4 separate regions of the Homo sapiens genome follow, and regions 1, 3 and 4 are each linked to region 2. A link is a loop called in an ENCODE intact Hi-C map of the cell type or tissue named here. Cell type or tissue: heart right ventricle. All regions are shown on one strand. Each heading gives the region's core, and the rest is flanking DNA. Links, peaks and the distances in the headings are about the cores only.

Evidence for each region. Hi-C counts contacts between places; a loop is a spot of excess contacts. Peaks named below come from ENCODE experiments on the same cell type or tissue, not always from the same donor. Only the 100,000 strongest peaks of a DNase experiment are listed, where the experiment ranks them.
Region 1: it touches region 2 in a loop (2.9-fold over the local background); 64 of 110 quality-filtered maps call a loop at or near these places.
Region 3: a loop joins it to region 2, with 12 times the contacts of the local background. A loop is called at or near these places in 63 of 110 quality-filtered maps.
Region 4: a loop joins it to region 2, with 4 times the contacts of the local background. A loop is called at or near these places in 14 of 110 quality-filtered maps.

Annotation. Positions count from the first base shown.
Region 1 is chrX:68,493,815-68,501,192 of GRCh38, reverse strand. YIPF6 (Yip1 domain family member 6) reads right to left here and starts at 2,142. Exons shown (of 7, transcript NM_173834.4): 1 at 2,070-2,142. The coding sequence starts at 2,126. RefSeq lists enhancers at 2,024-2,503, 2,302-2,976. In heart right ventricle, for the core only: no CTCF peak of the experiment used is centred there; a DNase peak (open chromatin) is centred at 2,172; H3K4me3 peaks cover 2,127 bases; H3K27ac peaks cover 1,567 bases.
Region 2 is chrX:68,707,586-68,715,407 of GRCh38, reverse strand. STARD8 (StAR related lipid transfer domain containing 8) reads right to left here. Exons shown (of 15, transcript NM_001142503.3): 3 at 2,423-2,494; 4 at 33-114. Among named protein-coding and RNA genes, the nearest start is that of STARD8, 64 kb to the right of the region's middle. In heart right ventricle, for the core only: a CTCF peak has its summit at 4,312; no DNase peak of the experiment used is centred there; H3K27ac peaks cover 1,522 bases.
Region 3 is chrX:68,508,336-68,513,335 of GRCh38, reverse strand. YIPF6 (Yip1 domain family member 6) reads right to left here. Exons shown (of 7, transcript NM_173834.4): 2 at 1,359-1,487; 3 at 1-9. Among named protein-coding and RNA genes, the nearest start is that of YIPF6, 12 kb to the right of the region's middle. In heart right ventricle, for the core only: CTCF peaks have their summits at 1,685 and 1,884 (motif pointing left); no DNase peak of the experiment used is centred there.
Region 4 is chrX:68,595,544-68,603,365 of GRCh38, reverse strand. It overlaps the pseudogene RPL31P63. Among named protein-coding and RNA genes, the nearest start is that of STARD8, 48 kb to the left of the region's middle. In heart right ventricle, for the core only: a CTCF peak has its summit at 3,612; no DNase peak of the experiment used is centred there.

The DNA of each region.
Region 1 (7,378 bases), core at 1-5,000, 210 kb after region 2:
CTTATCCCTAAAACTTAAGACTGGTAGCACCATAGAGGCAGGCCCTTTGCATTCCCTACAGCAACTAGCACAGTGCATTACTCATTGTGGGAGTTCACTAAACATTTGTTGAATGGAAGCGGATTGCATATTGAGTAATGAGTGATCAGAACCACTGAAGTTAACTGGGGAAAGCTTCACAGAAGAGGGGTGGAGAAGTTTAAATGAAAGAAACTAAAAACTACTAAGCACCTATGACAATGTCACAGTAGGCACAATGTATATATTATCTCATTTAGTACTCTCACTAATTCAGTGATGTGTTCCTATCACCATTTTCCAAAGGAGGAAACTGGGGTTCAGCCTGATTTTACTCAAGGTCACGATAGAACTTAACACAACTCACTCTTATTGCCATATCCCCAGTGCCTAAAGGAGTGCCTGGAACATAGTAGCGGATGCTCAATAAATATTTGTTGAGTGAGTGAAGAGGTGAACAAATGGAGCTAGTAAGCAGCAGAGCTAGGACTAGAATTAAGTTCACTGATCTCCCAGCTCAGTTCACTATGTTAAGTTGCTAATTCAAAACAGAGGAAAGGGGGCCAGGCACGGTGGCTCACACCTGTGTCCCAGCACTTTGGGAGGCCGAGGCGGGCAGATCACCTGACGTCAGGAGTTCGAGACTAGCCTGGCCAACGTGGTGAAAGCCCGTCTCTACAAAAATACAAAAATTAGCTGGACGTAGTGGCAGGCGCCTGTAATCCCAGCTACTCAGGAGGCTGAGGCAGGAGAATCACTTAAACCCCAGAGGTGGAGGTTGCAGTGAGCTGAGATTGTGCCATTGTGCTCCAACCTGGGTGACAAGAGCAAAACTCCGTCTCAAAAAAAGAAAAAGAAAAAAAAAGAGGAAAGGGAAGAACCATTTACTGAGCAACTACTATATAACTAAACACATTGAGAAGAGGGACAGGAGCAGAATATTGACCTCATTATACTCCTCAGTTCATGGTACTGATAGTATTAGACACGTTACATAAATTATGCCATTTGATCTTTCTAAAAACTGTTTTGAGGCAGGTATTTTTATCTCCATTTTACAGATGAAGAAACACCCTCCCTAAAATGACTTGCCGAAACTCACAAAGTGGGTGGATTCCATCCCAAGTAAAGTTTAACTCCAAAGCCTGTGTTCTTAAAATACTTGTCCACACTTTGGGCTTGCAGTGGAAATTCTATCCCTTGCAGAGACAGGAGCAAGAGAGTATAGTGAAGATGGCCGGGCACAGTGGCTCACGCCTGTAATCCCAACACTTTGGAAGGCCGAGGCAGGAGGATAGCTTGAGCCCAGGAATTCGAGACCAGCCTGGGCAACATGGTAAAACCCCGTCTCTACAAAAAAATACTAAAAATTAGCCTGGTGTGGTGACACGCACCTGTGGTCCTAGCTACTAGGGAGGCTGAGGTGGGAGGATCACGTGAGCCTGGGAGGCAGAGGTTGCAGTGAGCAGAGACCGCGCCACTGCCCTCCAGCCTGGGTGACAGAGTGAGACCTTGTCTCGATTTTTAAAAAAGTAAAAAATAAGAAAGGAGAACAAGTATGGTGAAGAGAATGGCAAGGAGCTGCGACAGGGGTTAAACCTGGCCTACTGGGGTCACTGAACAAGTCAATACTAAAGTTATAAGCAACAAAACGTTAATGTCCCACGGGAAGCAATCTCTCATTATTCCTTCAACAAAGGCTGGTGACAGGTTTTGATAAAATGAGGGGACAGCAGAAGAAAAGATAACTTAAGAAATCACCTAAAGTTCGCCATTTAACACAATGTAGGGGACGATGACGAGACCTGGGAGGATGGGAAAGGAAAGATCGGAGTTTCACAAAAAGACCTGGAAGGAACCACGAGGGCAGGGGGCAAAGCGGTTAGCGCAAAGAACAGGTGCAGTGTTGGGACTGGTTCTGGCATCGGGTACAAGAAGGGCCTGCCGGGCGGAAGGAGCTCCGGCTCTCAGGCCACGAGCCCGTCCCCCGACTTCTTTAGGGGGCACTCTGCCTCACCCTCGGTCCCTTTTGTCGCAGATCCCAAGCTCACCAGGGGCCTGGGCGATGCTGTCCCCGGGTCTCCTGGAGACTCCTCCGCTTCCGCCATCTTGGCCCTCCTTCTCCCGGGTCGCTCCCACAGGTCTTTGCGGAACCTGCGACGTGGAGGCCACTGCCGGTCAGCGCGTCATCGCGTGACGGCCGCGTCACCTAATGGCGCCTGGCAATGGCCGGCGGCCCCGGCCCTTCGCTGTCCCTCGGTCCTCGGGGTGTCAGGGACAGCTCCGCGTCGCCTTGTCTCGCTTCTTCGGGGCCACGGGTCCAGCTAGACACGCTTAGCCTTTAACACTCAAGCCGGATTCTCAGACCGCTCCTTCGCTCTCGCGACCACGGCTGCCCTCTCCACCCCACCGACTCCCGCCCATTTCCCGTTCTCAGGAGTTGGCTTGGAGTGCCAGACCCTCGATCACGGCACCTCTAGGAAAGAGCCTGCCTCTCTTCCTTCCCTTCCCCGGCTACCGAGCGACTTCAAGTTTTCGTGCGCCGGAATGACGGGCTCAAGCCCCAACCTCCTGCTCCCTCCGCCGCCGCCCCTGCCCCTCTGACTCTGCGCCTCTCCTGCTGCTCGCAAGCCTCTTCCCACTTCCTTGACTTTTATAAACCTCTCTACTGCCTCCACGCCGACCCTCCAGGATTACTTTTCTCCAGCACCTCTGGCGGTGGGCAGGGAAGAAGCTTCATTGGCCAAACTTGTTAATCCCACTTCAAAAGTTGCTAAACCATTTGGAGCAAGTACTGAAAATGTTCAGGGTCTAAAAGAGAGTAACTATTGTGACAATAACTTAAAAGATAATCTTCATGTCCCAACCTGTTTTCCTTATCTCATCCTTTTGGGCTTTCAAGGTATTTCTGGTCCCAGTTTACGTTGGCCCCAGGCTAAAATGTAGTCAGACAGGGCAGCCATTGTTGACAGCATCAGCATCCAGGATACCTGGGTGCCCTTTGGTGGTGTTAAGCATTTAACCAACAAGGCAGGGGATGGCTGTGAAATAAAAGTGTTTTATATTTTTGGATAGGCAATCCAAGTAGTAAATTTAAGGAGGAAGAATGTGGAATGTGGAGGGACAAAATTCCAAACGAATGGAGGTGTTTTTTTTTTTTTTTTTTGGTGTTTGTTGTTTTGTTTTGTTTACGATAATTCCCCTTCAGACCAAGCACAATTTTAGTACTTGCACAAATACTGGTGGAAGTGATATTAAAATTTAAGCCAGTAGACATGAAATCTTTTTGCAATTGCAAGGGAATATCATGTACAAATGTCCCAACCCCAGCCTGAGCTTCTCACCTCATCCTCCCACCCCATGATTACCAGATCACTACCTCCCGTCCCACTTCCCTGAGGCCATTGATAACGTCTGCTATTTCCTTGCCAACCTCCAAAATTAGCTATTTCTCCCTAGCCACAAGCCCCTCGCTTCTACCCCTTCTAACCTCATCTATTGGCCCTCTTGGCCACTTATTTCAAGGTAGCCTTGGTGATAGGTTAAGAGGAGGACAGGCCGGCCGGGCGCGGTGGCTCACGCCTGTAATCCCAGCACTTTGGGAGGCCGAGGCGGGCGGATCAAGAGGTCAGGAGATCGAGACCATCCTGGCTAACACGGTGAAACCCCGTCTCTACTAAAAATACAAAAAATTAGCTGGGCGTGGTGGCGGGCGCCTGTAGTCCCAGCTACTCGGAGGGTGAGGCAGGAGAATGGCATGAACCCGGAAGGCGGAGCTTGCAGTGAGCCGAGATCGCGCCACTGCACTCCAGCCTGGGCGAAAGAGCGAGACTCCGTCTTAAAAAAAAAAAAAAAAGAGGACGGGCCATAGGACAATTGAGGCAGGCAGTGCTCAGGTTAGTTGGGCATTATTTCAGACTACCAATGCCTGTTCTCCCCATTTAACTAATAGGGTACTGGTTGGGTGTGAGACAATATGCTTTGTAGAAAGAAAATCAGGAAGGAAGGTTGTGAAGGAAGGGGCTGCACAGGAACAAGCTCCCAAAACTAGGAATTATTCTATGTTTTTAGTTGCAAGTGTATCTCAAAAAATTGCCAGACTAACTCAGAGTTCTTTAATACACCTACAGTCATTACTGTTTGCCAGATCATGGATATTTACAATACAGCAGGACTTGCATGACTTGTCCAAAGTTACTTAGAACCTTTGTAAGTGGTAGAAGTGGAATTAATATTTAAGTCAATAGGTATGAAGAACTTTGTTGGCTAATCTGTATTTCAGGACACTATAACATACAACTCTATGAAAATAACCAGGAAATATTAAGGAAATAATTTCCCAGAAAAATGATCAGAATTGACTCAAAACAAAGTGGGGAATTTCATTAAAACAAAATTTTGAAAGGAAAAATTTAAAACACATGTTAAAAGCTGGCTGGGCGCGGTGGCTCACGCCTGTAATCTTAGCACTTTGGGAGACCGAGGTGGGCAGATTGCCTGAACTCAGGAGTTCGAGACCAGCCTGGGCAACATGGCAAAACCCCGTCTCTACTAAAAATACAAAAATTAGCCTGGTGTGGTGGTGCGTGCCTGTAGTCCCAGATACTCGAGAGGCTGAGACACGAGAATCTCTTGAATTCTGGAGGAGGAGATTGCAGTGAGCCGAGATCACGCTACTGCACTCCAGCCTGGGTGACAGAGCAAGAATCCATCTCCACAAAAATAAATAAATAAATAAATAAATACATAAAAAGTAAGATGAAGACAGTTTGTATGGTATGCTATCAACTGAGTAAAAATGTAAGGGCAATGGATAGATATCCATACATTGTACTTGAATATTCACAGACTGTGTCCGGAAGGCTACACAAAAAGCCGGTAACTGGTTGCCTGTGGGGAGAGAAACTGGCAATAGGGGTGGATTGACTTGCAAGTGAAGACTATTCATTGTATGTGAAGCAGTTTGAAATTTTAAACATATACATGTATTAGTTTTTTAAAAGTTGCCAAATATCTCCCCTCTTCTCCTACCCTCAAAGTGCTGGGCCCAGATGGTTTCATAGGCTATTCATTCAAGCCTTCACAGAGCACATAATTCCTACACTATATAAATTGTTCAAGAGAGAAGAAAAGGCAAAGTTTACAAATTTATTCCAGGGACCTAGCATAAACATGGTACCACACCTGAAAAAGATAGTACTAAAAAGAAAACTGTGTCATCTTGCATGTAAATATATATCTACAGGCCAGGCATGGTTAGATTATGGCTCACACCTATAATCCCAGCACTTTGGGAATCCAAGAGAGGAGTTCGAGATTAGCCTGGGCAACATAGGTTAATAGGATGTTAATAAACATAGGGTCTCCTGTCTCTACAAAAAAATAAAAATAAAAATTTGCTGAGAGGCCAGGTGCGGTGGCTCATGCCTGTAATCCCAGCACTTTGGGAGGCCGAGGCAGGCAGATCGCCTGAGCTCAGGAGTATGAGACCAGCCTGGGCAACAGGTGAAACCCTGTCTCTACTAAAATACCAAAAAAAAAAAAAAAAATTAGCCGGGCATGCCGGGGTGCGCCATGTAGTCCCAGCTATTCGGGAGGCTGAGGCAGAAGAATTGCTTGAACCCAGGAGGCGGAGGTTGCAGTGACCCGAGATCATGCCACTGCACTCCAGCCTGGTGACAGAGCGAGACTCCATCTCTCAAACAAACAAACAAAAAAAAATTAGCCAAGAGTGGTGGCACACACCTGTGGTCTCAGCTACTTGGGAGGCTGAGGTGGGAGGATCACTTGAACCAGGGAGGCAAGGCTGCAATAAGCTATAGTCATGCCACTGCACTCCAGCCTGGGCAACAGAGCAAGACCCTGTCTCAAAAAAAAACTTAAAAAAAAAATATATATATACACACACACACACATACATACATACACACAAACACCTTAAACAAACTGTTAGCAAATAAAATCTGACAACTTAATATGACAAAGAATATCTGTCTCAAACGAAAACCAACATCATGATATACCTGGTATTCCCATTAAATCCAGGAACAAGGCAAGAATACCTTTTATCCCCACTGTTATTTAGCACTGTTCTGGAAGTGCCTGAAAATGTCTTTAGATTCTTCCTCCTCTTGGGACAAAGGCCAGCTCCATTCTCCCTGAGGCCATTGGTCCCACTGAATACTCTCACCCATTAACACTAGCTTAAACCTCAGTCTCCAACACACAAGCAACCGTACAGCCCTACAAAACTCCACATGTGTTTCCCACTTTCAGCATTTTCTTTTCTTGGCACTTGCCTTTTCCAAAGTATAGCACTTCTCTGTATAAGTATAGCATTTCTCTGTGCACTTAACCCTTCCTAGTGTAACCATAGCTTCTCTTCAATCTCAAAAAATTACTGACAGATCCTTCCCTAACCTCTCTATTTACCTCTACCTCTTTCCCTTCTCCATTCCTGCCTTGGCCCAACCCAATTCCCTACCCTTACCCCATTCCCTAGTCCTTTCTCACTTCACTGAAGATTTCCCTAACCAATCTCCCTAACCTCCTACCATGTACCTCATCTCTGGGCTTTCTCAGCACCCTGACTAAAGATTGCGTCGCCACTGGGCTAGGAGGAGGTTAGGTTATAAAGTGATTGGGGATGCAGTCAGTATTCAGGTTCCCTGGGTGCCTTTTCAGCTAACAAACAGGGTAGGAGATAATTACGAGATGAAGCAGAGTGCCCTATATTTTTGGATTAGGCAATTCACAAAAACTCCAAAGTACCTCTAAAGGTAAAACAATGTGAAACATATAAACAAATTCACAGAATAGGAATTGCCATAATATTTTTTTCTTTTTCTTTTTTTTTCTTTTATTTATTTATTTATTTTATTGTACTTAAGTTCTAGGGTACATGTGCACAACGTGCAGGTTTGTTACATATGTATACATGTGCCATGTTGGTGTACTACACCCACTAACTCGTCATTTACATTAGGTATACCTCCTAATGCTATCCCTCCCTACTACCCCCACCCCACAACAGACCCCAGTGTGTGATGTTCCCCTTCCTGTGTCCAAGTGTTCTCATTTTTCAATTCCCACCTATGAGTGAGAACATGCAGTGTTTGGTCTTTTGTCCTTGTGATAGTTTGCTGAGAATGATGGTTTCCAGCTTCATCCATGTCCCTACAAAGGACATGAACTCATCATTTTTTATGGCTGCATAGTATTCCATGGTGTATATGTGCCACATTTTCTTAATCCAATCTATCATTGATGGATATTTGGGTTGGTTCCAAGTCTTTGCTATTGTGAATAGTGCCGCGAAAAACATATGCTGCATGTGTCTTTATAGCAGCATGATTTATAA
Region 2 (7,822 bases), core at 1,631-6,630:
GGCTTCCCAGGCCTGGCCCTCAGCCCACCTACCTACACAGGGCCCCCAAAGAGTCCTCGTCCAGAAAACCGTGGTTTTTCTTCACAGAGCCAATATCCAGGGGAAACGAACCTTCTGTATGGCAGAGAGAAGCAAAGATGAGTGCAGTGGTATATCACAAACTCAGCCTCAGCAGCCCTTGGGCTGGAAGGGAACGGCCAGGAAGGAGGGGGAGCAGGAAGACAAGAGGCAAAGCAGAAGGAAAAAAAGTCAGGAATAAAGGAGGGTGCCCAGGGAGTTCAGGGAAAGGTCTGGGAGAGGCCTAGAGGGCTGAGCTGGACCCAAAGAACTCTGTCAGTCAGTAAGGCAGGTCCATGGGAGATAGCAGGCCCAAGACCCCGGGTGGCTGCCAAGAGCCCAACACGGGCTCCCCCATTCCCCTTTGAATCCTGGGCTGCTCAGGCAGGGAAACTTCTCCTTGGCCCAAGGTGAACTTGGGGGAGTAGGGTGGGAGCAAGGACAGAAGGGACAGGACAGCACAGTAGCCAAACAATACCTTGCATCCCCCTGTGGCCCAGAGCACACTCCCTGGGACTTAGGGAGGGGAGAGGGGAAAGAAAGGAGTTGGGGGAATGGAAGAGAGAATCTGAGAAGTCTCACAGCTCTCTACCTTACTGGTGAAGCAAGCCCATTTGTTCCTTTACTCATTCAACTAATGAGTATCCAATTGAGCATTTACTTTGTGCCAGACACTTGAGCAAACCATACAGCATACAACAGTGAACACAACAAAAACGGTTCCTGCCTTCTTGGAGTTTACACTCTTAAAGGAAAAAGATAAGCAACAGTACTTAAAACCAAGATGGTGCAGTCATGGAAGACATCAGCCAGCATGATAGTGTAAAGGGAGGCTGGTAGGGGTGGAGGCTGCTTGTAGAGAGGTGGTCAGCAGAGAGCTTTCTGAAAGCAGTGACATCCGAGCTGAGTCCTGAAAGATGAGAAGCAGCCAGCTGTGCAAGGAAACTGCAGAGAGAGTTCCAGGCAGGAGGAACATCAGCATCAAGGCTCTGAAGAGGGAAAGAGCTTGGTGTGAGCAAGTGTAGAGAGGAGCCCTGTGAACAAAGGTAAGAGTAATCAATGGAAGTTGGAGAATGCAGTCTGACAGGCCAGAGCAGAGTGTCTGTGTGTATTACATTCTGAGTGTGCTGGGAGGCCATCGGAGGGTTTGGAGCAGGAGTGACAGTCAGACCTATGGCCAAAAAGAGCCCTCCAGCTGCAGTGTAGAGATGAGAGTGCAAGAGCACAGGAAGCTGCTGCACTAGCCCAGGTGAGCTGTGACACTGGGTCACACCAGGCTGTGGCAGTGGAGGTAGTAAGCAGTGGATTGATTCAAGATACGTTCTGGAGGGAAAAAGGTCTTGCTGAAGGGTTAGAGATAGGAGATGGGAACAAGGAGGAATTAAATTAAGGATGACTCCTGGGTATGGGGCTTGAGCAAGTGGGTAAATGGTGGTACCATCATGAGTTGGTTTCAGACCTGTTTAATCCGAGACACCAATCAGACATCTGAGTAGAGAGATTGAATTGGCAGCTGTGAATATATGAATCTGGAGCTTGGGGATGAGGTCTGGACATTTGGAAGTCATCAGAATATGGATAGTACTTAGACAAAGATCTCATGAGAAAGAAATGTTGAGAGAGAAGAGGGCCCCGGACAGAGCCCTGGGATATCCTAAACTTTAGATATCAGTTAGAGGAAGCAGAGTCAGCTAAGGAGACAGAACCCAGCCAGAGAGGCAGCCAGGAAAGGGGGGCATTCCAGAAGCCGAAGGAAGGAGTGGCCAGTGGCACCGAATGCTGCTGAGAGATGGAGCAAGATGAGGACTGGGAAGTGACCACTGAGTGTGACCACATGGAGGTCACTGGTGAATTGACCAGGCAAGTTGACCAGGCGAGGTGGAGGTGAAGCCAGGGTGCAGTAGGGGTGTGGGGAGAAAAGGGGAAGGGAAACAGCAAGTGCGAAGAACTCTAGAAAAACCCGAAAGAGAAATGAAGGAAAACAGAGAAATGAGGCCATCACTGTGGGGCAAGTGAGGCCAAGCCTGGGCCACCAGGGTGTACAACTCCAGGCGGCATTCTTCACACCGTGTGTACCTACATGGCATCCTCAGGATTGGTACCACGTGATGACCCTGGTCAAGACAAGGTACTTTAAAGGCATGGGCAACAGCAGAGCTTGTGGCAGTTGTGAGAGCAATCCCTTAGAGATGATGCAGGAGAGAAAGGTGCAACTGCAGGAGCAAAGTCCCTGAAAAAAATCGGAGCAGGGCCAGGAGACACTGCTTGTGTGTAGTTGGAAAGAGAATCTGACTTGCCCCATCTAACAGATGAAAAACTGAGGGCTAGGGGAAGTATGGGAGGGTAAACAGTTGAGTGGCCTTACCTTCAAAAAGCTGCACATACTGAGGGAATCCTGTTGCTTGAAGCCACTCACATGCTCTTTTGGCCTCGGCTTCTAAAACAGAACAAGGGAAAGAAACAGGCAAAGAAATGGGGTTAGGAGGGTGCTGACACCAGGGCCCTAGGTGCATGCTGCCCAACCCCAGCAGGCAGACATGTCTCATTCTGGTGATCTAGCAATGGCAAGAGAAGGCCAGAGGTCCTAGCACATTTGCTCCAAGTCATAGCCAGCCAGGAGGCCCTCTGCTCCCCAAGCCCTACTGTCTGGGCATCCTGGCCCTGGCTTTCTTGAGTCTCATTCCCTGCCTGTTCCAAACCCCTCCCACTCTCCCACCCCCTGCCCAGGAACCAGGATCATCTGGGGTCAAGGAGGCCTGCTGGGATAAGAAGCCACAGCTGTGTCCACCCCCGAGCCTTTCTGAGGGACTCACCCCCTTCCAAGGCCCTGGGTAGACCACCTTAGCCCAGGCAGGAAGTAGAAATGTTCAACCATTCCTATCATTCTCTTTCTCATCATCGCATCTAACATTCTTCAGCACTTTGACAGCCAACTCTCATTTCACACACACAATAACTGGTGATGGCTTTGCTATCCCCATTTTACAGACAAACAAACAGGCTCAGCCTATGGTCTCACAGTGGACAAAGCAGCAGTGCCAGGGTTGGAATCCCAGCTGAGTCTGACAGCAGCACCCCCATGCTCATTATAGTCCTCCCTCCTCAGGGAGCTTCCCAGTACTGCCCCAGCCCTCTTGGCCTATTTGTGTCATAGTGCAGTGCTGAGTGTCATGAAGACACAGTACTGGCCTGTCGGGGTCTTGGGGGGCCATGGCTAGGTCAGCCTGTCGCCTCTGCTCTGGGAGTTCTGGCACAGAGCTGAGCACCCCTGCCAGCACCAGCAGAGATGTGCAGCTGGACTAAAGCCACAGAGGAGGCGCTCCTAGTCAGGGTAGGCCAAATACCAGCAGCAAAGCCCTGCACCTGCCTGGGCGGTTATTTGCTTCCCACCCAGGTGATGCCAAGATGAATGGGGCTGGGACCATGGGACCTGGCATCACCGGGTTGGTTGGGGAAGTCAGCTGGCTTCAGCAGAGCTGATCCTGCCATGGAGTCCTGCCCCCAACACATCCTCCATTTCCTCAGCACCTGTGGCCACAGTCTCGCCTGGCCCCCCTGACCAGAGGACTCTAAGGAGGCTGGTGAGGTTTTTCCAAGACAGGAAGAGCTCTCTCTTCCCAGTGCTCACTCACAAGGAAACCCAGGATGAAATCCTAGTGGCTGGGACAGATAAGATGAAGGACAAAACAGTATTTCAGAGATGCTAGGTGAGTAGACAGTGGAGGGAAGAGTGGGGGAAGTCAGAAGTCAGTCAGAAAAAGTAATGGGCTCCTCAAGGGTCACACACTGATGAGGATTTGAGGGAAAGAAGAGAGGGCTCTGCAGCCCCTGGAGCCCCTGCAGGTTTTGGGGGCAAATGGGGGTAAGGGCAAGGATGAACATCTCTGCATTTCTGTGAGTGAATGCAACAGGTCAGTGCCCACCACAGCATCTGTCTCTACATGTAGCTGTAGCCAAATCTGCTCATGTCCATGACTCATGAGGATCACTGTGGGACCATGCACCTGTATATACCCACAGGCACCTCAGTCTGTGCATGCATCTGCCTCTCTTTCTCTCTCTGTCTCTCTGTCTCTCTCTCTCTCTCGTCTCTTTCTCTCCGTGTGTGTGTGTGTGTGTGTGTGTGTGCATGCATACATGTATGTTTTATGTTACTGCAACTTCCTAACCTAAGATAGAGATCTAGGAATCGCCAGGACCTCTGAGGGGTCCCTGGAAAGTGTCTGACAGAGCCCTGCTAGCAGTACCTCCACCTGTCTGGCAGGGGGCAATGCAAGCCTGAAAAAGGATCCTGTGCTCCAGGCCAGTGGTAGTCTAGGTGATGTAAGACCAGTCCAAAGGGAGCTGCCCAGGGAGCCTGTGAGGAACATGGTTCTGCTGCTAGGACAGCTGAGCTGGCTGCCACAGCCACTTCCCTGTCCCTGTTCCTGTCATGCCCCTGGGATGAGACCCTTTCCCCATCTTAGCACGCATCCTGGCAGCCAGCTCTGCTTTCCTGTTATTAGGACAAAAGGGAGGTGCCAGAAAATGGACCAGGTTAGGACTTCCAGAGAGGCAGGCGCAGGAGCAGACAGTGGCCCCTAAAGGGTCACAAGTATGGCCACCCCAGGAAAGGGAGCAAATCTCTAGGGTAGGCCTGCATGCCAGGAACACACCCTTAAAATCCCACTGCAGCCCTCAGTTACTCATGGCTAATGGAGAGGGTAGGAGAGGCACCTCCCTCCCCTGATGCTAGGCATTGGCCCTAGCTGGGGGTTGGCAGAAGGGGACCATCTCACTCAGGTCAATGCCAAGTTCTTTCATGACTACCTAGAGCCCTGTAGCCCCTTGCTACTCAAAGTGTAGTCCCAGACTAGCAGCATCAACATCACCTGGGAGCTTGTTAGAAATGCAGAATCCCAAGCCCCACACCCAGAACCACTATATTTAAGAAGACCCTTGGGCAAACACATTAAAGTTTGAAAAGTCTTGGTCTAAATCACATTGCTCAGTGATTCTCACCCCTGGATGCACATAAGAATCAGCTAGGAAGTGTTATTTTAAAAAATACCAGTGCCCAGGGCCCCTTCCCCAGAAGGCTGGCTTAATTGATCTGCGGTAGGACTCTCCACATTGGTATTTTTTAAAAGTTACAGTATAAGGCCTACTGAGGCCCAAGAGACTTTTCCAAGGTCATACAGGGTAAAGTGTCACAGCTGAGACTATAACCCTGATCTTTTCACTCCATGTTCAGTGCTCTTTGCCATTGCATTATGCCACCTGCCCTCATGCCAGCCAAGCAAGGAGCTCAGACTCAAAGGAACCAACCCCAGCCCCCCAGGCTGTTTTCCTGCTCCTTCTGGTCTAGTGGAGTCACAACCCAGGGTTCAAATCCTGATGCTGTCAGTCACTAGCTCTTTGACTTTGGGCGAGTTGTATAACCTCTCCAGGTTTCTGTTTCCTTCTTGGTAAAATAGGAGCCATGGCATCCACATCTTTTTTCTATTTTTATTTTATTTTTCATGTTTATGGGTTTTTTTTTTCTTTTTGAGACAGGGTTTCACTCTGTCAACCAAGCTGGAGTGCAGTGGCGCTATCACAGCTCACTGCAGGCTCAAACTCCTGGGTTTGTGTGATCCTCCCATCTCAGCCTCCTGAGTAGCTAGGACTACAATAGCATCCACCACACCACACCTGGTTAATTTTCTTTTTATTTTTTGTAGAGACAGGGTCTTACTATATTGCCCAGGCTGATATCCATCTCCTGGCCTCCAGTGATCCTCCTGTCTCCCTGTCTCAGCCTCCCAAAGTGCTAGGATTACAGGTGTGAGCCACCACACCCAGCCAGCATCCACATCTTATAGCTACTGAGAGCATTAAATAAAATACTACAGAAAGTAAAAGCCCCTGGCACATAATACCAAGCACTCAACAAATGTGTTCCACCCCAACTCTGACTCTGAAGGGTCCCAAAGAAAAAGAGGAAATTAGAGAAAGAAGCCCAGCTGCTGCGTTCCCCTGTGGGTCCGGACAATGGCTTTGCCCAGACCACTGTCAGAATTGCAGCCAAATGGCTGGGGGAAGTGAGGTAAGGAGCCTTCAAAGAGGCTGCAATTGCTCCAAAGACAAAGGAGCAAAGGAGTTTGGAGTAGGGCTACAGACTGAATTCCCCACCAGCCCTCCTTAACAGGAATCTAGAGAATGTAATGGGTTATTACCAAACAGGATGTCAGGGACATTGGCTCCCCACAATACACCATCTCATGGAGGGCTGGGAGGCCCCGAGGCTCCCTCCCAGATGGATCAGTCAGAGACATATGTCTTGGTGATTAAAGGCTGAACTGAGGTGCTCTGCCTTGTCCCTCCCACTCGTCTCAGCCTACCCAGGCTGAGGCCAGGAGCGACCCCACCCCCACCCCCAGTAGACTCGATTCACCTGGGGCTGAAGCCCAGGTGGCCCGGACTGAGGATGGGCTTATGTATCTGGTGGGGAGAGTGACAACGGGCAGGCTGAGGTGAGTGAGGTAGGAATGTCTGTGGCCCCTTGCCCTACCTCTGTATCCAGATATGCAGATTCCAAGGCATGGCTGCCAGCAGTTTTAAAGGCTATATTCTGCAGGCAGTGCATGCTCTGGCCAAAGCTTAGGTGATGTGCCAGGATAGGTCAGTAACAGCAGTCAGCTGGCACAAACTGGATTCCACTGAGACTTAAGCCCCTGGGGGAGGGGCCCAGATGACCCAGGCTGGGAGAGTCAGGGGAGAGGGCATACTAGAAAGCTCCAGAGTCCAATCAGGCCTCAGAGCCAAACCCACAGGTCTCCTGGAGGGAGCATCAAAGAAGGAAAGGCTGAGCAGCAGCACATGCTTTCTGAGGTCAATGACAGTATCTGCACCTACATTTACACAGGCCACGTCCCAGAGACAGCACAGAGCAGTTTTCTATGCTGAGAAGGATGCAACCAGGAAAAAAGCAGGCCTTCTGGTCTTGAGAAACACTCAAGCATAGGGCTTATGCACCCAGGAAAGAGGCAGCAACATTTCTCACTGGGAGATGCAATAATGCCCAAAGATGATCACTAAGTTGGAAAAAAAGCTTTTTTCTAATCAAGCCAGCTTCCATGCTTGCCACTAAGTCATCTGAGACAACTCGTGTCATTCTCTAAGCTTTGGTTTCCAAATTTATACAGTGGAGACTAACGACTTTCCTGTCTACCACTGTGGTTACCTTATAGATTTGATCGGGCTTTTGCTGGTTTTGAAAGTGGCTATATAAAAGTTATCATTAATGAAGGCTATTTTTGTTAAGATGAGCTGAATTTTGTACCCATCTAGTCTTTAAGACACAGTTCAGATTGTGTACCAGTTGAAAAGAGGTGAGAGAAGAGAGCCAGGAGGAAGAGAGAAGGCAACAGGCATCTAATCTAGACTACAGGAAGTAAGGCCTCAGCCAGCCAGTATCACCAACCCCACTCTTGGGCTGGGTACCCCCTCTTCACACCACTACTAGGCAACCCTAGTCCTTGTACCTTCTGGTCACTCAGTGGGTTATAAGAGAGCTGCCCGGTCCTGGGTTCAGCCTGCTCATGCCTACCCATAAAGACAGTATCAGGCATGGGGACCAGGCGGGAAGATACAGGACTCAAGACAAGCAATGGATGGATGTCACAGGGACATAGATGAAAGCATCCTTTATTACTGCTGGAGCTCTTGGGTGTCCCGTCCCATTCCTCCCTCACCTCTCAAATCTGGCTGCACATTAAAATCTCCTGGGGAGCTTTTACTAATG
Region 3 (5,000 bases), core at 1-5,000, 200 kb after region 2:
ATCACGCATCTGAAAGACAGAAACAACTTGTTGTATTGTGATGACCAAGGTTGCCAGCAGCCTTACTTAATTTGCTAAAATTTCTTTCATTTCAATCTCCTGTGAACTCTTCACTGAATTTTGCAGATAATTCCAGTTCAACTCCTTCACTACACAAACAAACCAGAGAGGTAGGGTATGCTTTTTCTATTAACTTCTTAAGCCAACTTTTAACACCTTTCCACATCTGTTTTGATCTGTTCTGTTTTGATGTTGAAAAAATCCATAAAAAAGAAACACAGCCCTCCCAATAGGCTGCTTAAAGAAACTAAAACAATTGTACTATAAAAAGCTGCTCTACAAAACACAGTATGTGACATTCAGTTCATAGAAGATGAGGTTCCAAGGACCAATTAGCCTGCTCTCTAGCTACTACATTCTTTGCAATATATGAAATAAATTTTTAACATTCCCAATTTAATTGGTAAATGAATCCTAGATGCCAGATACAAAAAAAAAAAAAAAATCAAGAAACTGGAAGAAGGGTTCAGTAATACAAATACAACCTCTCAAAGCACCACTGAGCTAATTCTGTTTTAATTTTTTCACCTAGAATTTTACCCGTTATTAAACACTTTGTAAACATAATTTATAATAGTTGCTTAGCATCCCACCACAAAGATATAACATAATTTACCTAACCAATACCTCATCTGTGGTTCATTTATTTCTAGCTTTCCCCTATTACAAAGAATGCTATAATAAACATCTTTGTATATTGATACTTTAATGTTGAAAATTTTTGTTTTACATTTTAAAACTTTCCTTATACTACATTTGGAGAAGTATGATAATATATTGGTTTAAAAAGATTTGGACATTTTAAGACCTTTTTTTTGTTTTTTGAGATGGAGTCTTGCTCTGTCGCCCAGGCCAGAGTGCAGTGGTGCGATCTCGGCTCACTGCAACCTCAGCCTCCCGGAGACAAGCGATTCAGTCTCCCAAGCAGCTGGGATTTCAGGCATATGCCACCATGTCTGGCTAATCTTTGTATTTTTAGTAGAGATGGGGGTTTCACCATCTGGGCCAGGTTGGTCTCGAACTCCTGAGCTCAGGTGATCCGCCTGCCTTGGCCTCCCAAAGGGCTGAGATTACAGGCGCGAGCCACCGCACCTTGCTGTTTTAAGATTATTAATATGCATTATAACCAAACTGCTCTCCAAAAAGGCTGTACCAAATTAATCTCTAGGATAAAATATTAAACTTCAGTATATAAAATATATTCAAAATCAGTGAACCAAATGAAAATATTGCAAAGTACTATTAGTTACTTAGTCCCATGATACTGAACAGAAGTTCTCTCAACTAGTCTAACTTACGATGGTATTGCGAACAGATTCATTTAATGTGGAGCTGTCAAACTCCCGGATGCGAGATCTCATAGGAATGGTGATTTCTCCTTCTACGGGGATGTCTTGTGAGATGGATATATCTGAAAGGCCTGCAAACTGAGAAGAGTCAGGGGAAAAAAAGTAAGCCTGTAATAAACTGTAGCATTCCTCATATATATCATCATTTCCTAGAGAGTTGGGACCATGTATTTTGTAGGGTTTTACATAGGAAAGTAGGTGTTAGCTCAACAGACATTACACAATGCAGTTAACAATAATCCTCAAATTTATTTCTTTAAAGATTAAACATAATGAAAAAACTAAAGTAAATGTCATAGACACCTTCTTGCCCACCAACATTTAGCATAAAATCTTCACATGGCACAAGCTAGCAAGACTGAGATAATAATTGTAAAGTTATTAAAAAGTGACCTTTTAGCAATCACTGTCTTAGAATGGCCACGTTTCTGTTGCACTTCTGCTCCCTAACAGGCTCTAGTGGCCTCTGCTGGCTAAAAATGAGCATTACATGAACCATAAAGGCAAGTGCGGGAAACAGGGAAATAGCAAAATATACCTTGATTACAGTCTTTACAGGTTACCTGGCAATCACAGAGCAAATAAAATTTTCAAAGTGAATAAAGAATGTGAACTTTTAAATTCATAGTCATCTGCCAAATGTTATTACAACCGAAACTCAAATCTACAAATTCCTAAGAAAATAGAGGCAATGCCTTCTCATACAGTTTTTGGGCCAGTAGGCACAATTTTTAGTGGGCAACAGTTGCAGATAAAGGAAACACAAGACAGTATACTGAAATTTTAGAAAGAATGAGGATGTTCACATCCGTCAAATTTTATTACAACCAAAACTCAAATCTACAAATTCCTAAGAAAATAGAGGCAATGACTTCTCATACAGTTTTTGGCCCAGTAGGCACAATTTTTAATGGGCAACAGTTGCAGATAAATGAAATGCAGACAGTATACTGAAATTTTAGAAGGAATGAGGATGTTCAAAGAATTTGTAAAAGGCTGGGCATGGTGGCTCATGCCCGTAATCCCAGCACTTTGGGAGGCCGAGGCGGGCAGATCACCTGAGGTCGGGAGTTTGAGACCAGCCTGACCAACATGGAGAAATCCCATCTCTACTAAAAATACAAAATTAGCTGCGCGTGGTGGCGCATGCCTGTAATCCCAGCTACTCGGGAGGCTGAGGCAGGAGAATCGCTTGAACCCGGGAGGTGAAGGTTGCGGTGAGCCGAGATCACGCCATTGCACTCCAGCCTGGGCAACAAGAACAAAACTCCGTTATAATAAAATAAAATACAAAAAAATACAAAAAATAAACAAATAAATAAATAAATAAAATAAATAAAATATAAAATATAAAATAAAATAAAATAAAATAAAACAAAAACAATTTCTTAACCACACTCATATTTCTTAAATATAAGAAACATGCCATAGAATTTTTTTTTAAAGGTTTCTTATAGAGGAAAGAAAGGAATAGGATAGAGCAGACAGGGAGAGAAACTAGGCTTTTTTCAATATATGTTGTCCATATAAATGACTTGCAATCATATAAACACTTCACACAATTATTAAACAAAATTAAAATTTGAAGGAAGCAATCCCTGAAACTGAGAGAAAAAATTAAACCAATGAAACTACCATGTATTGAAATAAACACACAACCACAAAGATAGCACCTATTTCAAGTGACTATATAACACTGTAATTTGACTTCTGATTAAGATATAGGAAGCTGGAAAGACCATTCCCCAAGTAGAATAATGAGAAAAGGCTAGATACTTTACTGAATCATAACTTTCCCTGAATTCATCTGAGAACTGAGTTGTAGGGAGACCAAGTAGCCTGGATGAAATCTAAAGAAAGCCAGGTGCTTCCACGAAGAGACATCAGCACTGGCTCAACAGTAGCAAAGCATGAGGGGAAGACAATGCTGCACACCACACCACACAGATGGGTAAGAATTCAAATAAAATTTTAAATAAATTGCTAAAGTCCAAGTATGGATCAGCACAAGAGTACAGAATCCCTGGAAGCAATAGACGCAAGGGGAGTTCACACCCACTTACAGGCTCTTCTCTAGAAAAAAGCCCCTAGAGGAAAGAGCCTTAAAGCCACTTAGACAAAAACAAGTTGCCTTCAGAACACAGGTGACAACTCACTGAAGCTGGAGAAAGGGAAAAGGAAAAGCTCTCTACTACTAAGGGATGGACAGAAAACCATCCTGGGCCCAGACCATTAAGAGTTTCCTTCAGCTAGGAGGGGGACAGGATCACTAAGAAAGTGCTACCCAGGAGACCCAGGGACACATGGTCTGCCTAAGGCAGAGACTAGACTATGAAAACAAAGAATCCCCTTTCCCTGGCCCCTATCACCAGGCTAGCAAGTATGGAGTAATAAACAACAGCAGTCTACTGCTGGAGGAAGTGCTAGAGCTTAGAAAGAGACTCACCATGAGATGCAAGGGCAAAGACAGAAGCTGAGTACAGAACATGAACATTAATAAAAACATTGGGGCTGGGTGCAGTGGCTCATGCCTGTAACCCCAACTCTGGGTAGCTGAGGTAGGAGAATCGCTTGATGCTAGGAGTTTGAGACTAGTCTGGGTAACACAGTGAGACCCCCATCTCTACAAAAAATGTTTTTAAAAAATTAGTTGGGCATGGTGGCATGCAACTAACTGTGGTCCCAGCTACTGAGGAGGCTAAAGTGGGAGGATCACTTGAGCCCAGGAGGTCAAGGCTGCAGTAAGATATGATCACGCCATTGCAATCCAGCCTGGGCAACAGAGTGAGATGCTGTCTCAAAAAAAAAAAAACAACAACAAAAAACAAAACACTGGGACAACATAGCACCCCCACCCCTAAACTCAAGGTAACAACAGAGGAATCTGAAGCTGGTGATGCACTGAAGGTAACCATAGCAACAACAACAACAACAAAACAAACAAAGCTCAACCCTGACTAGACTGACTTAACCCCTACTGACTGACAACTCAGCAGCAGAGATGTGCCACTTCTAGCAGTGTGTACATGATGTCCAGCGTTCAATATCAATAACAAATTATCTCCCCCATACTCACATGAAAAAACAACCCACTATGAGACAAAGCAATTAACAAAACCAGGCTCTGAGATGACCAAGATGTTAGAATTATCAGAAAAGAAATTTAAGATTACTATGTTTAATATGCAAAAGGCTCTAGTAGAAAAGGTACATGCATGAATGATGATGAATTTCTGCAAAGAGATGGAAACTGTAAGAATCAGATGGCAATGCTAGAAATACATGAACATAGTAACAGATAAAGAATGCCTTTGCCAGCCTTATCAGTTACCTCAATACCAAAGAAAGAATTCAGAGCTAGGTCAGTCAAAATTATGCAAACTAAAACAAAAGGAGAAGAGTAAAAGAAGAAAAGAAAAAAGAATAGAGTATCTAGGAACTATGGGAAAACATTAAATGGTCTTATTATGTAAATAATTGGAATCCCAGAAGAATAGAAAGATAATGGCTCTGAAGAGATATAGGCTAACCGCAGTGGCTGATGCCTGTAATCCTAGCACTTTGGGAGGCCAAGGCAGACAGATTGCTTGA
Region 4 (7,822 bases), core at 1,648-6,647, 110 kb after region 2:
GGAGCTGCATTCCTTTGGAAGAGGTGAGGCGCTGTGATTTTTAGAGTTTCCGGTTTTTCTGCTCTGTTTTTTCCCCATCTTTGTGGTTTTATCTACCTTTGGTCTTTGATGATGGTGACCTACAGATGGGTTTTTGGTGTGGATGTCCTTTCTGTTTGTTAGTTTTCCTTCTAACAGTCAGGACCCTCAGCTGCAGGTCTGTTGGAGTTTACTGGAGGTCCACTCCAGACCCTGATTGCCTGGGTATCAGCAGCGGTGGCTGCAGAACAGCGGATATTGGTGAACAGCAAATGCTGTTGCCTGATCGTTCCTCTGGAAGTTTTGTCTCAGAGGAGTACCCGGCTCTGTGACATGTCAGTCTGCCCGTACTCGGGGGTGCCTCCCAGTTTGGCTACCCGGGGGTCAGGGACCAACTTGAGGAGGCAGTCTGCCTGTTCTCAGATCTCAAGCTGCATTCTAGGAGAACCACTACTCTCTTCAAAGCTGTCAGACAGGGACATTTAAATGTGAAGAGATTATTGCTATCTTTTGTTTGTCTGTGCCCTGCCCCCAGAGGTGGAGCCTAGAGAGGCAGGCAGGCCTCCTTGAGCTGTGGTGGGCTCCACCCAGTTCAAGCTTCCTGGCTGCTTTGTTTACCTACTGAATCCTGGGCAGTGGCGGGTGCTCTTCCCCCCGCCTCGCTGCCACCTTGCAGTTTGATCTCAGACTGCTGTGCTAGCAATGAGCAAGGCTCTGTGGCCGTAGGACCCTCCTAGCCAGGTGCGGGATGTAATCTCCTGGTGTGCCGTTCATTAAGCCCTTTGGAAAAGCGCAGTATTAGGGTGGGAGTGACCCGATTTTCCAGGTGCCATCTCTGACACCTTTCTTTGACTAGGAAAGGGAATTCCCCCACCCCCTGGGCTTCCCGGGTGAGGCGATGCCTAGCCATGCTTTGGCTCATGCACGGTGCGCTGCACCCACTGTCTGGCACTCCCCAGTGAGATCAACCCAGTACCTCAGTTGGAAATGCAGAAATCATTTGTCTTCTGCATCGCTCACTCTGGGAGCTGTAGACTGGAGCTGTTCCTATTCAGCCATCTTGGCTCCACCCCTGTGTCCTATTTTTTTTTTTAACTTTTTAAAAGATGGGGTCTTGCTGTGTTGTTTGGGCTGATCTGAAACTCCTGGCCTCAAGTGATCCTCCTGCCTCAGCCTCCCAAAAAGTGCAGGGATTACAGGCATGACTGCTGTGCCTGGTCTGTCTTATGGAGAGTTTTGAGCCTCGTTTCTTCTCTTTCTCTCTTCTTTTGTGTTTTGTTGACTTTTTGTAGTACATGCTTTGATTCTTTTCTCATTCTTTTCTATATCTTCTATAGTTACTTTTTTTGTGGTTACCATGGGACTTACCTAAGATATCTTATAGTTATAACAATATATTTTAAACTGATAATATCTTAAATTCAGTCACATATAAAAGCTGTACCTTTTTACTTATCCCCCCACACTTTCTGATATTAATGTCACAAATTACATCTTTTTATATTTTGTAGTTAATTCTTATACTTTTATCTTTTAACATCTATACCAGAACTAAAAGTGATTTCTGCATCACCATAGCAATATCACAGTAATATGTATTTGTCTAAATATTTACCTTTAACAGAGAGCTTTATACTTTCATACGGTTTCACCTTGCTATTTACCATCCTTTCATTTCACCTTTAAGGATTCCCTTTAGCATTTCTTCTAAGGCAAATCTAGTTGTAATGAGCTCCCTCCATCTTTTGTTTATCTGGGAAAGTCTTTCCTTCCCCTTCATTTTTGAAAGACAGCTATGCCAAATGTATTTTGTTGGCAGTATTTTTCTCTCAGCACTTTGAAAATATATCCCACTTTCTTCTGGCCTACTAGGTTTATGCTGAAAAATTTACTGATGGTTTCACGAGGACTCCCTTGTATATGATGAGTCACTTTGCACCTGCTGCTTGGAAAACTCTCTTATCTTTGACTTTTCACAATTCAATCACAATTTGTCTTGTGGACTCCATTGGTTTCATCCTATTTGGAGTCCTTTGGGATCCTTGACTATGGATGTCCATTATCTTTCCCAAGTTTTGGAAGTTTTTGTCTGTTATATCTTCAAACAGGCTTTCTCCACCTTTCTCTCTCTTCTCCTTCTGCAATTCCTATTGTGTATATTGGTCTGCTTGATGGTGTCTCGTAAGTCTCTTAGGCTTTGTTCTTCACTCTTTTTCTTTTTTCTTTTTCTTTTTTTCTTGAGACAGGGTCTCACATTGTCACCCAGGCTGGAGTGCAGTGGTGTGAACATGGCTCACTTCAGCCTCAATCTCCTGGGCTCAAGCAATCCTCCTGCTTCAGTCCCCCAAGTAGCTGGGACTACAGGCATGTGCCACCAAACTCTGCTAATTTTCATTTTGTACAAAAAGTACAAAATTTTTGTACAGGGTTTTACCATCTTGCCCAGGCTGGTCTCAAACTCCTGAACCCAAGTGATCCTCCTGCCTCAGCCTCCCAAAGTACTGGGATTACAGGTGTGAGCCACTATTCTTGGTCTCTTTTTTTTTCCTTTCTTCCTCTGACTGGATAATTTCAAGGGGCTTGTCTGTGAGTCCATTGATTCTTCTGCTTGGTCAAGTCTCCTGTTGAAATTCTTTAGTGAATTTTTCAATTCAGTTATTATATTATTCAGCAGCAAAAAAAATCTGTTTTATTCTTTTTTTATATGTTCTATTTTTTGGTGATATTTTCATTTTGTTTATGCATAGTTTTCCTGAGTTCACTGAGCACCTTTGTAACAGCTATTTTGAATTCTTGGTCAGGTTGTTCATTTATCTTAATTTACTTTTTTCAATTTTATAACTTTATTTGATGTTTTTGATGATCAGTGATGTAGTTCTCATCCACATTGACTGTCTGTAGATTTTCGAAAGTGGTAACAGGTACATAGGTAACCAAAGTATAGAGCTTGTTTGGTGAATCTTCATCCTCATTACATTTTCTAGACAACCGCACATGGGTAGGGTATGGGACATTCCTTATTCCTTTGGCCCAGACAGCTTTGTTGAACCTGGTGTCAATGCGCACATCTGGAGTTCCCATCTCCTTCATGGCAAATTTCCGAATCTCTTTGAGTGCCCGAGGGGCACGCTTCTTGAAGCCCACTGCATGGATGCGCTTGTGAATGTTGATGGTGTACCCTCGGGTCACCATCTTGTTGATGGCAGAACGGCCCTTTTTCTTCTTGTCATCCTTCTTTGCGGGAGCCATTCTGCTGGGTCTAAGTTGGAAAGGAAGCTATCTTAATTTCTTTAGAGTTGGTTTCTGGAGATTTATTTTGTTCCTTTAATTGGGTTATATTACCCTCTTTTGTTGTGTGGCTTATAAATTGGTGCTGTTTTCTGTGCATTTGAAAAAAATAGCTATCTCTACTGGTCTTTACACTCTGGCTTTGTATGGAAAAAGACCTTTATCAATCAATCTGGCTAGAGACTCTGGGGGTCTCTCAAATATTTTCTGTGGATATATCTTCTCTGAATTTTTGTATGTAAATTACCAACCTGAGGAATATTCTGGTTTATTTTTAGGGGCTCATAATCTTTTGCTTCCCCTAGCGTCTGTGTGTGGTACTGCAGATTCTCTGGAGCTGCCACAAAGCATCCAATTCTTTTTTGTTCTCAGTGGTCCCCACATTTCTAGAAAAATGTATGCTGGATTATGTCAGTGCTTTGAGTTGGTGAGACAGTAAACAGTCCCTCAGGCAGCCTCCTGAAAATCTTGAACATTAAACACATGCATCACTCCACTTGCTCTTCCATTTACCCATGAAGGAAAGGCCACTGAGTTGAATCAGCCTCTGTCTGCTGTACCATGGGTCCTTTAGAGCAGCAGCCAGACACCCTCCTCTCTTTTGTTCTCAGATGCCCCCAGGTGTCTAGAATATTTTGCATTCAGTCAACATTCTGAGACAGGCAAGATAGAAACCAGTTCCTCATACAGCCCCTGAAAAAGCTGGAATGTTTGACACACCCACCAACTCTTTACCTTTCCATGGAGAAGCCAGGAATTGGAAGTTTTCTCCCACTGGTTCCACTCTGCACCAGGGAGAGAGAACATGGTGAGGGGGTGCATGCTAATGTTAACCATCACCTTTGTCTGAACATTGGATATATGATTCAGCCTTCTGTTTTCCCCTCCATAGAGAAGCCAGAAGCTGGGAGTTCTCTTCTGATTATTCCATGCTGAGCCAGGGGAAGGAACAGGGTGAGCTAGTGCCCCAGACTTTCTAACTGACTTTGATGCAGCTGATGTCATGCTCACGTGGGTTGCAGGAGCTTCTTAAATGGTTTCTGTATTTCTCATAAAGAATTGTTGTTGAATTGATGTCTCTGTGCAAGAAAGGACAGTCCAGGGCTTCCTTTTCCACTCTCTTCCTAATGTCACTTCCTCTGGAATTGTTTGCTAAATTTCATTTTGATTGTTCATTGCTAGTGTATAGAAATACAACTAATTTTTATATTGATTTAGTATTTGCAACTTTGCTGAACTTAGTTGTTAGCTATTATAGGGGTGTGTGTGGGGGTGTGTGTGTGTGTGTATCCTTTATCAATTTTCTGTGTAAGATTATGCCATCTGCAAATAGAGATAGCTTTACCTCTTTCTTTCTAATCTGGATACTATTTAGTTCTTTTTCTTGCCTAGGAAATCTCCATTACAATGTTGAATAGAAGTTGAACAGGAGTGATGAAAGTGGACAACCTCATCTAGTTCCTGAACATGGGGGTAAGCACTCAGGCTTTTACTATTAGGTATCATGTTACCTATGTGTTTTTTGTTTTGTTTTGTTTTGTTTTCAGACACTCGTATCTGGCTGGCAAACTTATCTTCTATTCCTAGTTTGTTGAGGGTTTGTATCATTAATGGCTGTTGGATTTAATCAAATGCTTTTTCAGTGTCTATTGAGATGGTCATGTGGGTTTTATCCCTTATTCTATTAATATGGTGTATTGTGTTGATTCATGCTTATATGTTGAATCAGCCTTGCGTTTCTGGTATAAACTGCACTTGGTCTTGCTGTTTATTTCTTTTTATATGCTTCTTAATTCATTTTGGCATATAGTGCTTTTAACATGTTGTTGTATTCAGTTGGCTAAAAATTTTATCGAGTATTTTTGCATCAATATTCAAAGAATATTGGTCTGAAGTACTTTTCTGGTGATTGCTCTTGTCTGACTTTGTTATAGAGATAATACTGGCCTCCTACAATGAGTTAAGAATTTGATTTTTTTTATTACTGACACAATATCTATGCTTGTTCTAATTCTATTCAAATTTTCTACTTCTTTTTGACTCATTTTCGGTAGCTTATGTGTTTCTAGAAATTTATCTAATTTCTTGGCATATGTATTAGTCCAGGTTCTCCAAAGAAACACAAGCACTGGGATATATAATGAGATTTCTTATAAGGAATTGTCTCACATAATTATGGAGGTTGAGAAATTCTACAATCAGCTATTTATAAGCAAGAGATCGAGGAAAGCTGGATTTGTGTAAATTTGGTGTTACTCTTTTATTTCTTTTTAAAATTTTTTTATTTTTAATTTTTGTGGGTGGATAGTGGGTGTATATATTTATGGTGTATTTGAGATATTTTGGTACGGACATGCAATGTGTAACAATCACACCATGAAAATGGTGTATCCATCACCTCAAGCATTTATCCTTTGTGTTACACACAATCCAATTATAGTCATAGTTATTTTAAAATGTACAATTAAATTATTGACTATAGTCACCTGCTGTGCTATCAAATACTAGGTCTTATTCATTCTTTTTAACTATTTTTTTTTTTACCCATTAACCATTCCCACCTCCCCCAAAACCCCCGACTACTCTCCCCAGCCTCTGGTAACCATCCCTCTGTTCTCTATGTCCATGAGTTCAATTGTTTTGATTTTTAGATCTCACAAATAAGTGAGGACATGCAATGTTTCTCTTTCTGTGCCTGGCTTATTTCACTTAGCGTAATAACCTACAGTTCCATCAATGTTGTTGCAAATGTCTAGATGTCATTCATTTTTATGGCTGAATGGTACTCCATTGTGTATAAGTAGCACATTTCCTTTCTTCATCTGTTGGTGAACACTTAGGTTGCTTCCAAATGTTGGCTATCGTGAACACTGCTGCAACAAATATGGGAGGGCAGATATCCTTCAATATACTCATTTCCTTTCTATTGGGCATATACCCAGCAATGGGATTGCTGGATCGTACGGTAGTTCTCTTTTCAGTTTTTTGAGGAACCTCCAAACTTCTCCATAGTGGTTTTACTAATTTACATTCCTGCCAACAGTGTACAAGGGTTCATTCTTCTCACATCCTTGTCAGCATTTGTTATTGCCTGTCTTTTGGATAAAAGTCATTTCAACTGAGGTGATGATGAAACATCTGATTGATGATGATATCTTGTTGTAGTTTTAATTTGCATTTCCTTAATGATCAATGATGTAGAGCACCTTTATATATGTCTGTTTGCCATTTGTAGGTCTTCTTTTGAAAAATGTCTATCCAAACCTTTTGTCCAGTTTTTAATCGTATTATTGGGTTTTTTCCTATAGAGTTGTTTGAACACGTCTATATTCTGATTATTAATCCTTTATCAGATACATAGTTTGCAGATATTTTCTCCCATTCTGTGGGTTGTCTCTTCACTTTGTTGATGGTTTCCTTTGCTGTGCAGAAGCTTTTTAACTTGATGTGACCCCATTTTTCCATTTTTACTTTGATTGCCTGTGCTTATGGGGTATTACTCAACAAATTCTTGTCCAGACCAATGTTGTGAAGAGTTTCTCCAATGTTTTCCTCTAGTAGTTTTATGTTTTGAGGTCTTTAATCCATTTTGATTTGATTTTTGTATGTGGTGAGAGGTGGGACTCTAATTTCATTCTTCTGCAAATGGATATCCAGTTTTCCCAGCACCATTTATTGAAGAGATTGTCTTTTCCCCAATGTACGTTCTTGGGACCTTTGTCAAAAACGAGTTCACTGTAGGTGTGTGGATTTATTTCTGGGTTCTTTATTCTGTTCCATTGGCCTATGTGTCTTTTTTAACGCCAGTACTATGCTGTTTGGGTTACTTATAACTCTGTAGTATAATTTGAAGTCAGGTTCCTCCAATTCTGTTCTTCTTGCTCAAGATAGCTTTGGCTATCTGGGTCTTTTGTGGTTCCATATAAATTTTGTGATTGTTTTTTGCATGTCTGTGAAGAATATCATTGGCATTTTAAAAGGGATTGCATTGAATCTGTAGATTGCTTTGGGTAGAAGGGACATTTTAACAATATTGATTCTTCCAATCCACGAACATAGAATATCTTTCCATTTTTGGGTGACCTCTTCAGTTTCTTTCATTTGTGTTTTATAGTTTTCATTGTAGAGATATTTTACTTCTTTGGTTAAGTTATTCCTAGATATTTTATTTTATTGTGGCTATTGTAAATGGGATTAATTTTTAAAATTTCTTTTCAGATTGTTCACTGTTGTCATATAGAAATGCTACTGAATTTTAAGCCAAGCCTGGTGGCTCATGCCTGTAATCGCAGCAGTTTGGGAGGCTGAGACAGGCGGGTCTTTTGAGGCCAGGAGTTCCAGACCAGCTTGACCAACACGGCGAAACCTGGTCTCTACTAAAAATACAAAAATTAGCTGGGTGTGGTGGCCCACGCCTGTAGTCCCAGCTATTGGGAGGCCGAGGCATGAGAATCTCTTTAACCTGGGAGGCAGAGGTTGCAATGAGCCATGATCATGCCACTGTACTCAAGCCTGG